4 separate regions of the Homo sapiens genome follow, and regions 1, 2 and 4 are each linked to region 3. The links are chromatin contacts, found by Hi-C or POLR2A ChIA-PET in ENCODE. All regions are on one chromosome and are shown on one strand. The core of a region is the stretch at or near the end of the contact, and the rest is flanking DNA. Distances in the headings are between cores, read along the strand shown. Region 1 holds the start of FUS (FUS RNA binding protein). Region 2 holds the start of CEP20 (centrosomal protein 20). Region 3 holds the start of RBBP6 (RB binding protein 6, ubiquitin ligase). Region 4 holds the start of RPS15A (ribosomal protein S15a).

The links. Hi-C counts contacts between places; a loop is a spot of excess contacts on that map. ChIA-PET counts read pairs that join two places held with the same protein, here RNA polymerase II (POLR2A). Pooled maps may share reads with other maps.
Region 1: a loop to region 3 is called in a pooled map, with 11 times the contacts of the local background. The contact joins the promoter of FUS here to the promoter of RBBP6 in region 3. A Hi-C loop is called at or near these places in 1 of 50 pooled maps. POLR2A ChIA-PET finds 5 or more read pairs at or near these places in 2 of 52 experiments (Panc1 and endothelial cell of umbilical vein).
Region 2: a loop to region 3 is called in a pooled map, with 11 times the contacts of the local background. The contact joins the promoter of CEP20 here to the promoter of RBBP6 in region 3. A Hi-C loop is called at or near these places in 2 of 50 pooled maps.
Region 4: a loop to region 3 is called in a pooled map, with 18 times the contacts of the local background. The contact joins the promoter of RPS15A here to the promoter of RBBP6 in region 3. A Hi-C loop is called at or near these places in 7 of 50 pooled maps.

What each region holds. Positions count from the first base shown.
Region 1 is chr16:31,178,878-31,182,419 of GRCh38, forward strand. It overlaps FUS (FUS RNA binding protein), which reads left to right and starts at 1,262. Exons shown (of 15, transcript NM_004960.4): 1 at 1,262-1,350; 2 at 3,521-3,542. The coding sequence starts at 1,338. RefSeq lists enhancers at 148-207, 499-1,259, 718-787, 1,260-2,021, 2,022-2,782 and 5 more and silencers at 948-1,017, 1,658-1,807, 1,928-1,977.
Region 2 is chr16:15,887,236-15,890,421 of GRCh38, forward strand. It overlaps CEP20 (centrosomal protein 20), which reads right to left and starts at 1,368. Exons shown (of 5, transcript NM_144600.4): 1 at 1,323-1,368. The coding sequence starts at 1,350.
Region 3 is chr16:24,538,153-24,541,507 of GRCh38, forward strand. RBBP6 (RB binding protein 6, ubiquitin ligase) reads left to right here and starts at 1,414. Exons shown (of 18, transcript NM_006910.5): 1 at 1,414-2,640. The coding sequence starts at 2,475. RefSeq lists enhancers at 1,077-2,071, 2,072-3,064 and silencers at 1,361-1,410, 1,681-1,860.
Region 4 is chr16:18,789,037-18,792,429 of GRCh38, forward strand. It overlaps RPS15A (ribosomal protein S15a), which reads right to left and starts at 1,298. Exons shown (of 5, transcript NM_001019.5): 1 at 1,208-1,298; 2 at 1-82. The coding sequence starts at 77. ARL6IP1 (ARL6 interacting reticulophagy regulator 1) reads right to left here. Exons shown (of 6, transcript NM_015161.3): 6 at 2,633-3,393. RefSeq lists enhancers at 251-968, 906-1,535.

The sequences.
Region 1 (3,542 bases), core at 12-2,511, 6.6 Mb after region 3:
TGTCCAACCCTCAAAGGACCTTCTGAAATCCCGCTGAAAGGTTAAGTTGGGAAGGAAAACCTGCATGCCTATGTATCAGGAATTAACGTCTTTTGTCTTGTTTTATTCAGTAGTTTCAAATTGCCTTCTCCAGGCAAGGCTGATGAAAGTGCAAGTTGCAAGTTAATTTGAATGTTTCTTTTTGCTTTTGCTCTCACAGGAAGTGAAAAGGCGACCAAACACTCTAGCATTCATGCCACCAAAAAGAGGAGTGTTTTGCAGTTACAAGACCTGGATTCGAATCACGACTCCTCTTAGCTGCCCTGTAATCAGGCACAATTACTTGGGTCTCTGAGTCTCACTTTCCTTATCTAGAAAACGGAGGTATCTTTACTTCCTTCGTAAGACTGATGACAAGGAAATTATCTGTGCATTTTGAAACCACTTAAGCCTTGTACACGTTTTATTTCTGGGATCGCCCTGGTAGGGCTTCAGAAAAATAAAAAGGAGGTCCCTGAGAAAAGGCTGGGTACCGTACATCTGAGGTCAACCCTCTCTGGTCCCAAGGATGGCCTGGGCTGTTCCGCCCCGTGGCTCCCCAGGGGCAAAGCCATGAGGATCCGGGTGAGAGCCCAGTGCTGGACGAGCCCGGGGCCCAGGGGTCCCGGCCGAAATCCCTGCTGTCTTTCAGGTCAAACGTCATAATCCCCGAACCCCAGAAAGGCCGAAAGGCAAGGCAACCCTGAAAGACGACGAAGTCAACCTCAGGGCGCAGGAGAGGGAGGGCCAGTGTGCTGCCGACGAGGGAGGCTGGAGCCGCGGGGACGAGGCGCCCCATACAGCGGCAAGAGGGTGGAGGGCAGGAGCTCGCCATCCTGGGTGAAAGCGGGGCCCAGCGAAGGGGCCCGGCCACAGGAATCTCGGTTCCACCCCGCTACTCCCGGCTGTGACTCCAGTTTCGTCCCCAGCCGCCGGGACCGCCCCCTCGCCCCGCCCCCAGCGGGCACTCAGGCCGTACCACTGTGCCTTCATGGGGGTGGAGATAGATCGTGGGCTAGTCCTGCCGAGGAGAGAGGGGTTCTTCCTCAAAAAATATGATTATGTATAGTATTCGCATGATTCTAGTTAACTTGTTTCCCTTCTGCCTGCTCGGACCCTCTACCTGCCCTACGAAGGGGGCGGAGTGCGTTCCTGCCTCCCCCTGCTCTTCCGCGTTTGGTGCGCGCCTGCGCGGTGCGTAGGCGGCGGAGCGTACTTAAGCTTCGACGCAGGAGGCGGGGCTGCTCAGTCCTCCAGGCGTCGGTACTCAGCGGTGTTGGAACTTCGTTGCTTGCTTGCCTGTGCGCGCGTGCGCGGACATGGCCTCAAACGGTAGGTAAGGGCGCGAGGCGACGGCGGCGGCGCACCCGGCCGAGGCCTCCCAGCTGGGCTTTTCGTTTTCAGTGGGACCGGGGCGGCGATCCCGTGTGGGATTTTTTGGCGCCCCTGTGGCGGGAAGCCGCGGAGAAGAGTAACTGGAGGAGGCTGGTGTCGCCATTTTGTTTCGCTCCTCTGGCCCTCGCGCGCGGGGCGGGAAGTCTTTTCTTTGCAGTCCGTTTGCTTGGGGTGGGCGTTGGGAGGGACGCTTCTTAGGGGTTTGAAGCGTCAGGTGAGGGTGGAAAACGCCCATTCTCCGTGGCCTCGCCTCCCCCAACTCCCGGCCCCGCGCTCGAGCCCGCTTTGTCGCAGTGCTGCATCCGGGCACTCGCGGCGCGCACGCGCTCTGCGGGCCCCTCCCCCTTCGCGGCGCGGGTACCCCTTCCCCGCCTCGTGTTGGTTCAGCTTTCTGTCGCGAGACCCTTCGCGGAAGACTCGGCGGCGCGCGTCCGGTGTGAGCCTTGTCCCTCAGTGGTCCTTCGCGAATGGGCGGGATCGCTCCGTTCCCGCCTGGGTTGCCACGCGGCTGGGGGCGGAGGCTCGGGATCGGGGCCGCCCTCTAGCTTAACGGTTTGGCGGCGGTGGTCAGGGTTCGACCAACGGACTTGGGGACGGCCCGAGAGTTTTTCCCGCCTAAATTTCTTTCTTTTTTTTTTTGGAGACACGGTCTTCCTCTGTCGCCCAGGCTGGAGTGCAGTGGTGCGATCTCAGATCACTGCAACGTCCACCTCCTGGGTTCAAGTGATTCTTCTGCCTCAGCCTCCTGAGTAGTTGGGATTATAGGCGCCCGCCACCACAGCCCGGCTAATTTTTGTGTTTCTTAGTAGGGGCGGGGTTTCACCATGTTGGTCAGGCTGGTCTCGAACTGCTGACCTCAGGTGATCCGCCCGCCTGGGCCTCCCGAAGTGTCGGGATTACAGACGTAAGCCAACCACGCCTGGTCTAAATTTCTTTTTTCTGAGATAGGGACGGAGAAGAACGGCCGCCCGAGGCCACACCCTCTCCTGGTCCTCTTTCCCTTTTCCTGCGGGGGAAGCGCCGCGTTTCCTGTGCTGGGAGGATGAGTTGATCTTGTTCGTGTATCTTAAGTGGGGCTTTTCAAAAGCGCTTTTGTTGCTTTTTGTTCGCTGGGGGAAGGCAGGGTAGGTGAGAAAACGGAACCATCTGGAGTCCCAGGGCTGGGGACTCGAGTACCTGTTGACTTTCGCCTCCTAAGGCGAGCAGTTGCATGATCTCTGTCATTTGGGGTCCAAGGGCTCTTTTGATTCTCTGGCTTTGCACTAAAAAGCCCACTTCATCTCCGGGATTGGTCAAAGAGTGAAGAATGGCCTTTTTTGAGACTTTCTTATTCTGTGGGTCTGGGCTGAGAGAGCAGAGGCCACAATCTGAACACTGTTCGAATTCAAACCTGTGCCACTTTGGTAGTTCTGCGACGTTGGGAGAGTTAGTCTCTTGACTCCTGGCGATAATGGCTTTCTCATAGAGTGGATGAAACGAATGCGCGATGTTTTAGAGCAATCACTGACATGAATTGGGCTTGCAGAAAATTGTGGATGTCCACCAAGACCTTGGTTTTTCCAATGGTTAAGGCTTCTGGGACTCTGTAGAAACTTGCATTTTCTTCACTTTTTCTTTATTGTAAGAACACTTGGCTGATAACGCCAGTTTGTTCCTCTTCTCAACCAGTGTCTCATGGAGGAATTTTATGCCCTTTGTTGCAACATGGTCCTATTTTTATTTTTTTTTTTGAGATGGAGTCTTGCTCTGTTGCCAGGCTGGAGTGCAATGGCTCACTGCAACCTCTGCCTCCCGGGTTCAAGCGATTCTCCTGCTTCACCTCCCGAGTAGCTGGGATTACAGGCGTGCGCCACCATGCCCGGCTAATTTTTTGTATTTTTATTAGAGATGGGGCTTCACCATGTTGGTCAGGCCAGTCTCGAATTCCTGACCTCAAGTGATCCACCCACCTCGGCCTCCCAAACTGCTGGGATTACAGGCATGATCCACCGTGCCTGGCCTACGTGGTCCTTTTTATTCATCAGTGCTTGAGTTAAGGAATTTAGCTTTAATTCAACTCTTTCAGAGTGGCAGCTGAAGATAATGTGATTGTATTTTTCTTTTGCAGATTATACCCAACAAGCAACCCA
Region 2 (3,186 bases), core at 118-2,617, 8.7 Mb before region 3:
TACATGTGATGTGTATTTCCCTGGGAACAGCATCTGTAGACTCGTGAAGTCTGTTCTTGTGGACAGATGCATGCCTGTTCTGTTTTATGATTGTTCACCAGCCCTGTCCCCAAATACACACTTTTATACACGTCTCCTCCCTAAAATATCTAAGAATTACTAGTTTAAACCCTGGGTTCCCTGCAAAGTGGAACTGGTTTTATTTTTTGGACAGCAATCTTGCTCAGTGATTAAGACCTGGCGCTCCAGTGCGTCACAACTAGGTTCCCATGCTGTGTCTCTTTCCAGTGAAATCACTTTGAGCTATTTCACTTCTCAGTACCTCGTTTCCCAGTCTATGAAATGGGCATAGGGTTGTTACAATCAGGTAACACACAGGCTGAGTTGAGTAGTGCCTGACACATGAGGCTCAATGATAACTATTATTACTATTACTTGTCTGGACATTTGCTTCAAAGTAAACAGCGTACAAATGTCATTAATGACTCAAACATAACTAGCTTAGAGTATCTTTTCCTGAAAAGACAGGAGAATGGCCAGGCCAGCAAACTTTTTGCCTCTAGTTTCTTCTGATGAAAAAGGGGCCAGGCGCTCACACCTGTAATCCCAGCACTTTGAGGGGGCCAAGGCAGGAGGATAGCTTGAGACCAGGAGTTCGACAGTAAGACCCCGTGTCTACAAAAAATACAAAAATTAGCCGGGCGTAGTGAAGAGCCCCTGTATTCCCACCTGCTCTGGAAGCTGAGGTGGGAGGATAGCTGGAGTCCCGGAGTTCGAAGCTGCAGTGAGCTGTGATCGCGCTACTGCACTCCAGCCTGGGCGACAGAGAGACCCTCTCTTTAAAAAAAAAAAAAAAAAGCAAGGAGGGGAGGGCTACTTAACAGGTTGTTGTAAGGACCCAACGAGACAACCAAGCAAATTGTTTAGGGCAGTGCCTAACCCAATAGGGGTTGTGGGAATTGTAGTCATCAGCCCTGAGTGCCAAGCCTGGTCCAAGTCCTCCAGCCCCCGGCAGGGTCCAAGAAGATGAGCCAGGGGCCCAAGATGCAGGCCTGTAGGCCTCTTAGATGCCTGAAGATTACGCAACTCCTCCTTTAGCTCCAAACTGGCTTAAAACTCGCCAGTGGGCAACCTCTTCCCCATAAGAGCTCCCCGCGCACGGGCCAAGACAGCAGCCAGACGCTCCCCGCAGGCCCTCACACCGAAGAATGACGCCTGTAAAAGCCAACCCATGTGTTCCGCGCGCTCTCCTCCCATCCCATCCTTTCCACAAGATGAAGGCCCGACGCTTCCCATGTGGAGGCCTCCCTGCTCGCACTCACCAGCCTTCAACTCTGCCACAGTCGCCATTTTTCAACGGCCGCCAGGGCCGCACCGCGGCCCTGCGCACGCGCAGCTCCGCCCCACTCACCCTGCGGCGTGGTCTGTAGCCAATAGGCGCACAGCTCTCGCCCCGCCCACTTCCGCCCCTCTCAGTTTATGAGCTCTGCGGTTGAGTGGGTAGTGAATGTCGACCAGAGACTCCACCAATCAGCGAGCGCTCTCGGAAGGCCCAGTTGAGTGAGACGGCAGGGAGGGCGGGGACTGAGGCAGTGGAGAGCCCTGTGGGGTGCTGCTGGCACCTTAGTGCTTAACTTTAGCCAGCTGAGTTTTTCATTGTCTCTGCAGCCTCAAGTACCAACTGCTAGTAGTTACCACCTATTAACCCTGCGGTTCTCAAACTTGAGCATGAATCCTCATCACCTCCAAGACTTGTTTAAACGGATTGTTTGCTAGTCCTCCCCATAGAGTTTCTGATTCTGTAAATCTGGGGTGAGGCCCTAGGATTTGCATTTCTATCGAGTTCCCAGGTGGTACTGGTACTGCTGGTCGGTCTGGAGATCACACCTCGAGAACCACTGTATTAAGCACTTACTGTGACGCCTTAGCGCATTATTTCCTTATGATCACGCCGTTTTTACAATGAAGGAAACAGAGTCCTCCATCGCTGAAGAGACTTAACCAAGGTCACCAGCCTGTCCTCTTCCACTCGCACTTACACAGTGCATGTAAGGAGTCCAGGAGCTTTTTATGGAACTAACTAATGAAGGAATAAGCTCCAACATCCCATGGAAGTAAAGGAAAAGGAACAGGGGAATAATGTACCCTAAACTGAGTGTGAGGTTGCATGATTCCAGTTGTAATGCCGGTGAGATCCAAACACTTGGCTAAATAATAAACATCGATTAGACGTACACCTAAGAGTGGCCGGGCGCGGTGGCTCACGCCTGTAATCCCAGCACTTTGGGAGGCCGAGGCGGGCGGATCCCGAGGTCAGGAGATCGAGACCATCCTGGCTAACACGGTGAAACCCTGTCTCTACTAAAAATACAAAAAATTAGCCGGGCGTGCTGGCGGGCGCCTGTACTCCCAGCTACTCGGGAGGCTGAGGCAGGAGAATGGCGTGAACCCGGGAGGTGGAGCTTGCAGTGAGCCGAGATGGCACCACTGCACTCCAGCCTGGGCGACAGAGTGAGACTCCGTCTCAAAAAAAAAAAAAAAAAAGTACACCTAAGAGCTGCCAGGGCACGGTGGTTTACGCCTGGAATCCCAGCACTTTGGGAGACTGAGGTAAGGAGTTCGAGAACAGCCTGGCCAGCCTGGTGAAACCCCCTCTGTACTAAAAAAAAAGTACAAAAATTAGCCGGGCGTGGTAGCAGGAGCCTGTAATCCCAGCTACTTGGGAGGCTGAGGCACAAGAATCGCTTGAACCTGGGAGGCAGAGGTTGCAGTGAGATGAGATCGCGCTACTGCACTCCAACCTGGACGACAGAGCGAGACACCGCCTCAAAAAAAAAAAAAAAAAAAAACCACCTAAGAGCAAGGAAACCTCTTTCCGAGGAACTTCCAGCATACTTTTGGTTCCATGCCTATTGTTTTTAAAACTGATACATTGGCCAGGTGCGGTGGCTCATCCCTGTAATCCCAGCACTTTGGGAGGACGAGGAGGGAGGATTGCTTAAGCTCGGGAGTTTGAGATCAGCCTGGGCAATGCAAGACCCCATCTCTCCAAAATAAATACAAAAAATTAGCCGGGCATGGTGGTGCATGCCTGTAGTCCCAGTTACTCCAGAGGCCGAGGATAGAGGATTGCTTGAGCTCAGGAGTTCTAGACCAAGCTGGGCAACATGAGACGCATTTCTACAA
Region 3 (3,355 bases), core at 164-2,663:
ATAAGATTCCTATTGTCAGCCGAAGGTAGGGGTTGGGGGAGATAGATAATTAAAAAGTAAATGTGTAACTGTCAACTATCTGCAAGTGCTAGGAAGAAAAGACTAAAGGGATAGAGAAAGATCGCCATCTTATTTTAAAAAGATGGCCTTAGGAAGGCTTTTCTGGCAGGATGGTGATTAATTTTAAATCAAGTTCAGTAAGAATTTGGAGTGTGCTTGCAGGAAGTCCCTGGGAAACTCTGCTACTTCTCGGCTATAGGATCTTATTCTCAGTTGCCTAAATTCACTGAGCCTAGCCTGTAAAATTCAGAGAGGATGAGGAACATGGATTGTAAACGATAATAACTATCGTTTATGAATGTAATTTTATTATATTATGATTTTTTCTGAATGTAATAACGTCCCCATGCCCAAAGGAAAAAAAAAATTCCAATCTACTGAGGGGGTTCTTGTCACTGTTCCTGGCATTTGCGCTTAGGAATGGAATCGGGACCCTGCCACTGAGCAGGCATCCCCTTCTGCAAATTCAGAAAGTACATGATTGCTAGCTTCAGTTCCATCATCTATAAATCGGAAATAATGTCATGTTGACCACGTAGGGTTTTTGTTGTTAAATTGACATTTATTGAGCTACAGCTATTAATATTTCGGTGCATTGAGCCACGTCAATGCACCGGCATGGTCTTAGACTATGGATTTATGTGCATTTATTTAATCCAAGTAAACCAAGTACTATTTTTAATGGCATTTTACAGCCAAGGAGACCCAGGCACAGAGGGGTTAAATCTAGAGCCCCCACAGCCAGGGATCCAACCCAGACAACGTGGCTGCTGAGCCTGGCAATGTTGTTATGCGATCAGCCCTGTGCCTAGCACATAGTAAGAGCTCAATAAATCTGTATGGTGCTGGTGGCTGTTATCAGTTCTTGGCAGCGGCTGCTCCACGATTTCCACTTGTCAAGAGTATAGGGTAGCCAGTTTATTGGAAGCAGCAGCTAGGGAGCGCTTGCATAGCAACCATAGTTTTCTGCGTAGCAACCATAATGCTCACTTAAATTGGGAGGCTTAGAGGAGCTGACGGGGCCTGTGGGGAAGGGGGAGTTAGCCGGCCACCCCTAGGCAAGCCACTTTGCAGTGGAAACTGCACGCAGCCCCTGCAAGGCGAGCTCTCCCCACCGAGCCTCCCTGTGAGCCGGTCCTCCTGACGCGCAACCCCCCTCCCTTTTGAAGCAGATGGTTCTTCCCGTTGTCCCTGCTCTTTCAGTTTCCGCGCTTTGGAGTCACAAAGCGCGGGGTCACGTGGGCGGGCCGTGCGCTTTGTGACGTCAGCCGCCCCGCCTCTCGGCCCGCCTATCCGCGCACGCCAGCCCCGCCTCGCGCGCGCCGCCCGTGCAATCCCTGCTTAAGAGACCCCGCAGTGGGGCGCTCGTCCGAAGCCAGGCCGCGTCCGCCATAGTACCTGGCTTGGAGGTGTCGCCGCCGCTCGGTGAGAGCCCCCGAGCGGCAGGGGGCCAACACAAAAAGGGAGCCGGAGAAGCCCTAGCCGCTGCCCAGCAGCTTGCGGGCGTGTTCTCGCGGTTCCGGGCCTCAAGGCGACGGAAACGAAAGGCGAGCGAAGCGCGGAGGATCCGGCGAGAAGAAGCGTCAGGGAGCCTCGGCGGTGTCCCCGGGGTCCGCCGAAGCCACCCGGCCGCCGGCTGGGGCCCGGGGTGGTGAGGAAGTGCTCCGAGGCCTCGCCGAGGCCTAGCGCCGGCTTTGTGTCCGAGGCGGCGGCGGCGGCGGGGGGAGGCGGAGCCGGGGGCGGCCTGCGGGAAGGCCTCTCCTCCGCCGACCGCGCGTTTTCGGCCTAGGCCGTGGGGCCGCTCGTGGCCTCCGGGGAGCAGGCGCCAGGGGTTTGTGTGCGGTGGGGGCCTGGGCCTGGGCCTGGGGAAGCTGACGCCGGTCGTCCGGAAGCCAGGAGGAGGCGTGAGGCCGCTCGTGGACTCCGGGCCTAGGCCCTCTCCCCTCAACCTTCTCCCGGGGCCTGGGTCACCCCAATCCACGGAGAGAGAGACCCGCCGGGAGGTGCGGCCGCGCTATGGACCCCTGACCCCGTGGGGTCGCTCGGACTCTTAACGTGTGGACTGACCGCTACTGACTGCACCGCCAATCCCCCCGTCTCTGCCGGCCCCTTAGCATGAGCGAGGGGGACCCAGCCGGGTGACATTGTGCCCGTTGGCGGATTCTCGATTTCCCCTCTTCCCCGTCCTCGTCCTCCTCCTCCCCCATGAAGTGATTCTGAGTATCGGGGGGTCTCTGGATTATTGTTCTGACGAACCCCTGCTTGTGGTTGGGGGGTATTTAATCTGAGGCCTTAGGGTCCTTCGGTGTCTTTGAGTGTTTTGTGTGTACATATTTTGCTCTTAAAGTTTATAAATATACGTATATTGAGAGTGTCCACGTCTCCTCGCTGAACCTTAGGAATCCCTTGGCACCATGTCCTGTGTGCATTATAAATTTTCCTCTAAACTCAACTATGATACCGTCACCTTTGATGGGCTCCACATCTCCCTCTGCGACTTAAAGAAGCAGATTATGGGGAGAGAGAAGCTGAAAGCTGCCGACTGCGACCTGCAGATCACCAATGCGCAGACGAAAGAAGGTAAGGGCCGCTTGGTCTTAAGATATTTGGTGGCTGGAGAGAGATACTAGCTAGAAGGTGCCTGGCAGGAAGCTAACCGCCATTATGTCTCTAGTGGGGACTGTTCGTTCTAGTACTTTGGATACAACTTTCATTGATAGCCAAGGTTTGCAGCAGTTGGCCTTGGAGTTTCACTGGTTTATTTTATTTCTGCATACTTGGGTCATCTGTAACAGGCTAACCCAAAACGTGGAAGCCTGATTATTCTTCTCGCTGTTTTTTAAAATGAGGGAGGGAGGAGAGGGGGATAGCTATCTAGACTCTTTGAGTGCTTGTCTTAGGGCGTTTTCTAACTTATTTTCCATCAGGAGGGCAGGAGAGCCTGTGCAAAGCTTGTTTGTTCAATCAGCAAAAAAAAAAACAAAAAAAAAACCAAAAAAACAATTTTCTAACCTAACAACATTGTGGAGTTTGATGGCAAATTTTATGTCCTGCCTTCCTCCCTCCTCGCATTTATTTATTTGGAGTTGCTTGCCTGTGTTGTGGATAAGGGATCTGAACTTTAATATTTTTGAGGATTTAATCAGTATTGGAATTGTTTTTGGATCTTGAAATGTTCTGATGTCACCGCTCTTGTCTTGTGTGTCAATTCCAGAATTAGTAATACGGCAATTAAGTAGTTAAACTGTTAGTTCATCACATTACTCTTAAGCTTTATCAATTCGGTGAAGATCAA
Region 4 (3,393 bases), core at 48-2,547, 5.7 Mb before region 3:
AGCACCTGGCGTTTGCCTCTCTTTTCGGCATTGTTGATACTCTTGAGAGCATCTGCCAGGACATTCATGCGCACCATTGTGGCTGTTCAAGGAAGACAAAACAGGAGGTTTTACTGGCATTGCCAACATCAACAGACACCAACCATTACACTGCGGAAGTATCCTTTCCTTTCTGGCCCCACCTTGGCGAAGTTTTCTCAAGTCTAAGCAGGCTGCTTCTCCATTTCCCACCACCCAGGAAAATTCCTATTTACTACGGTTGTTGAAAACAGGTTATCGGGACGTCAGCCTGCACATTTTGAAACTCATTCATTCACTAACCACTCTTCTTCGAATCGTGCCACACACCAACGTCTGGAGATAATAAAATGTGGGACAAAATCCACTTGACACAAGACAACGTGAGAACTGGCAGAAACTGCCAGCTACCGGAAGGAAAACATCGGGTATAGTCGATCAGTGATTCAGAACAGAAGCAGAGTATCATCGGCAACATTTTCCAAATTGCTGAAAATCAGCAGATTCCATACTATTAACATTGTACTTTAAATCAGTTCACTCTCACCTACAATGAACACATCTAACTATTAAACATCCATCTTCGTGCCATTTAAAATTGCGTCCAACAGCAAGAGCCACAGTGGCAAACAGAAACATTTTACATGCTTGTCAGACTGGACTCTCTTCTAATGGGCAAGAACCGCACACTACACTGAAGTTTTGAAAGACCAAAGTGCCAATAGTAAAGAGTAGAACTTAAATTCCTTAAGTTCAAAAGTGTCTAAAGAAAAACTCTGCGGCCCAGAAGATCCAAGTTGGCACCCAGCAAACTGCCAACCCCGGCACGATGCAGCTTTTACCTGCTGGGTGGCCTCAGCCTCCCAAGCTCCCAGCGCGGCCGCAGCAGTGAGAAGCTGCACGGCCCACCAGCCCCGATGTTGCCCGCCGCCCGGGGCCAAGGCGCTGCCTCAGCACTAAAGGGAGATCCAGACGCTGCGGCCCGAACCGGAGCTACCGCCTAGCTGGGCAGTCGAAGGCTCCGGCTCCCGCCCGCGCTGCGGCCTGCACCCCACGGACCGGGATCCCCTGAGTGCACAGTCTGGGGCGCCCAGCCATGGCTCTCCTCTATGCCTGTCCAGGAACCGGCAAGGCCAGGATCCTCGGCCAAGGTGGGGACCAGCCTCCTCGCAGGACACCGAGACCGAACCTTAGATTGCAGGATGGCGCCGATGGCAGACGGATGAAATTGGAGCTCTCAGAGAGTGCTACTCACCGGCGCGGAAAGATGGCGGAAAGAGGACGGGAGGGGAGAGCGCACGGAGTTATGGGAAGCGGGAGAGCTATCGCGAGACTTTCAAAGGCCCGGCAAAAACAAGGACCGCCTAGGAGAAGGACGAGGGTGAGGGAAAGGCGGAGCCTCCTCAGGGGTTGGCAGTTGAGAGTCGATGGAATCGACCTCCCCCGGTGGGGCCTGGGAGAGGCAAGGTGAGCCGTTCGTTGGAGGTTCGTCTACATTTTTTTTTTTTTTTTGAGACAGTTTCGCTCTTGTAGCCCAGACTGGAGTGCAGTGGCGTGATCTCGGCTCACTGCAACCTGCGCCTCCCGGGTTCAAGTGATTCTCCTGCCTCAGCCTCCTGAGTAGCTGGAACTACAGAGATGCGCCACCACGCCCGGCTAATTTTTGTATTTTTAGTAGAGACGAGGTTTCCCCAAGTTGGCGAAGATGTTCTTGATCTCCTGACCTTGCGATCCGCCCGCCTCGGCCTCCGAAAGTGCTGGGATTACAGGCGGGAGCCACCGCGCGGGCCTTAATTTTTATTTTAGTTTACTTTTGATAAGGAGTCTCGCTCTGTCGCCCAGGCTGGAGTCCAGTGGCGCGATCTTGGCGCACTGCAGCCTCCGCCTCCCGGGTTCAAGCGGTTCTCCTGCCCCAGCCTCCAGAGTACCTGGGATTACAGGCGCCCGCCATCACACCCGGCTAATTTTTGTATTTTTAGTAGAGACGGGGTTTCACCATGTTGGCCAGGCTCGTCTCAAACCCCTGACATCAAGTGATCTGCCCACCTCGGCCTCCCAAAGTGTTGGGATTACAGGCGTGAGCCACCACACCCGGCTAAAAATTTTTTTTTAATTAAAAAGTTAAGTTCAGACAAAAGTCACCCAACAGTTGTTTACTGAGCACCCATGTACCAGACGCTAGCAAGGCCCTGGGGTACGAGGTGCCCACACAGGCACCATTTAGCCAGTTCTGTCCCTGCCGGTTCTTCCAGCTTCGTCCTCTCTCACACGTCAATGCCCCTGCTCATTCGTTGCATTTCCTCTTCCCTCTAGCATGGTACCTGGATATTTGCTAAATAAAACTTAAACCTTTTATTTTTGTTCTTTTTTAAAATTTTTCCTAGACAGGGTCCTGCTCTGTTGCCCAGGCTAGAGTGCAGGGGTACACTCAGCTCAATGCAACCTCAAACTCATGGACTCCAGTGAACCTCCTGCCCAGGTCTCCCAAAGTGGTGGGATTACAGGTAGGGTACCTTATAGACATCTAAGGACCACACAGGGTACTTCATTAATCAGATTCATAAATCCAATCATAAATATTATATTGGCTAAGTTATAAAGAAAGTGAGACATGAAGATTCCAGCTTTTTTTATTTTTTCCCCTTTTACACAAAACAAAGTAGAAGAAATAATACAGGATTAAAACTGCAAAAGTAGTTAATCAGTAGAATATGTATGCACACAAAAAATCCAGATAGGAAGACAGGCTTATTTACAATGAAAGTAAGGTAAAATTAACGTAGTTTTCTTATGAAATAATAAAAAAAAATCAAACATATGCTACAATGGGCACCACTGTTCACAGCAATATTAAAGAGGAGAAAACAACACTTATTTAATAGGGACAGATATACCACAAGGTACAACATCAGTGCAATAAATTCACAAAACTATATTACAGCTAGTTAATCAGTTTAAGAATTGTTCCCGTCAGTCACATTTTTTGGCCCTCAGAAGTTCATTCCTAAAGATTTCAACTACTCTAAATTTCTAGCTACCAAGAAGTTAAGAATGATTATAAGAAGCTTTCCAAGGAGTTATGAAATCTTTGTAGACCAGAGGCCAACTATCATCACCTCAAGTCTGCTCTCACCAACAGCCCTTGTATTTTTCAGGGAGAAATCTCTAGGAAAAAAGTCAGACACCAGTGTAGTCACTATCTCCCATGTCAAACCTAGGGGACTAAAATGGTCAGTATTACCATAAAATGATAATTTTGAGGTTTACCTTAAAAGGCTTATTCTGGTCTCAAAAATTAGATAAGATTATCTTCTACTGAAATGAATATTGACTAAACATAGAAGACTGCTGTCCTTTTGCCAGTCTTAGAGTGAA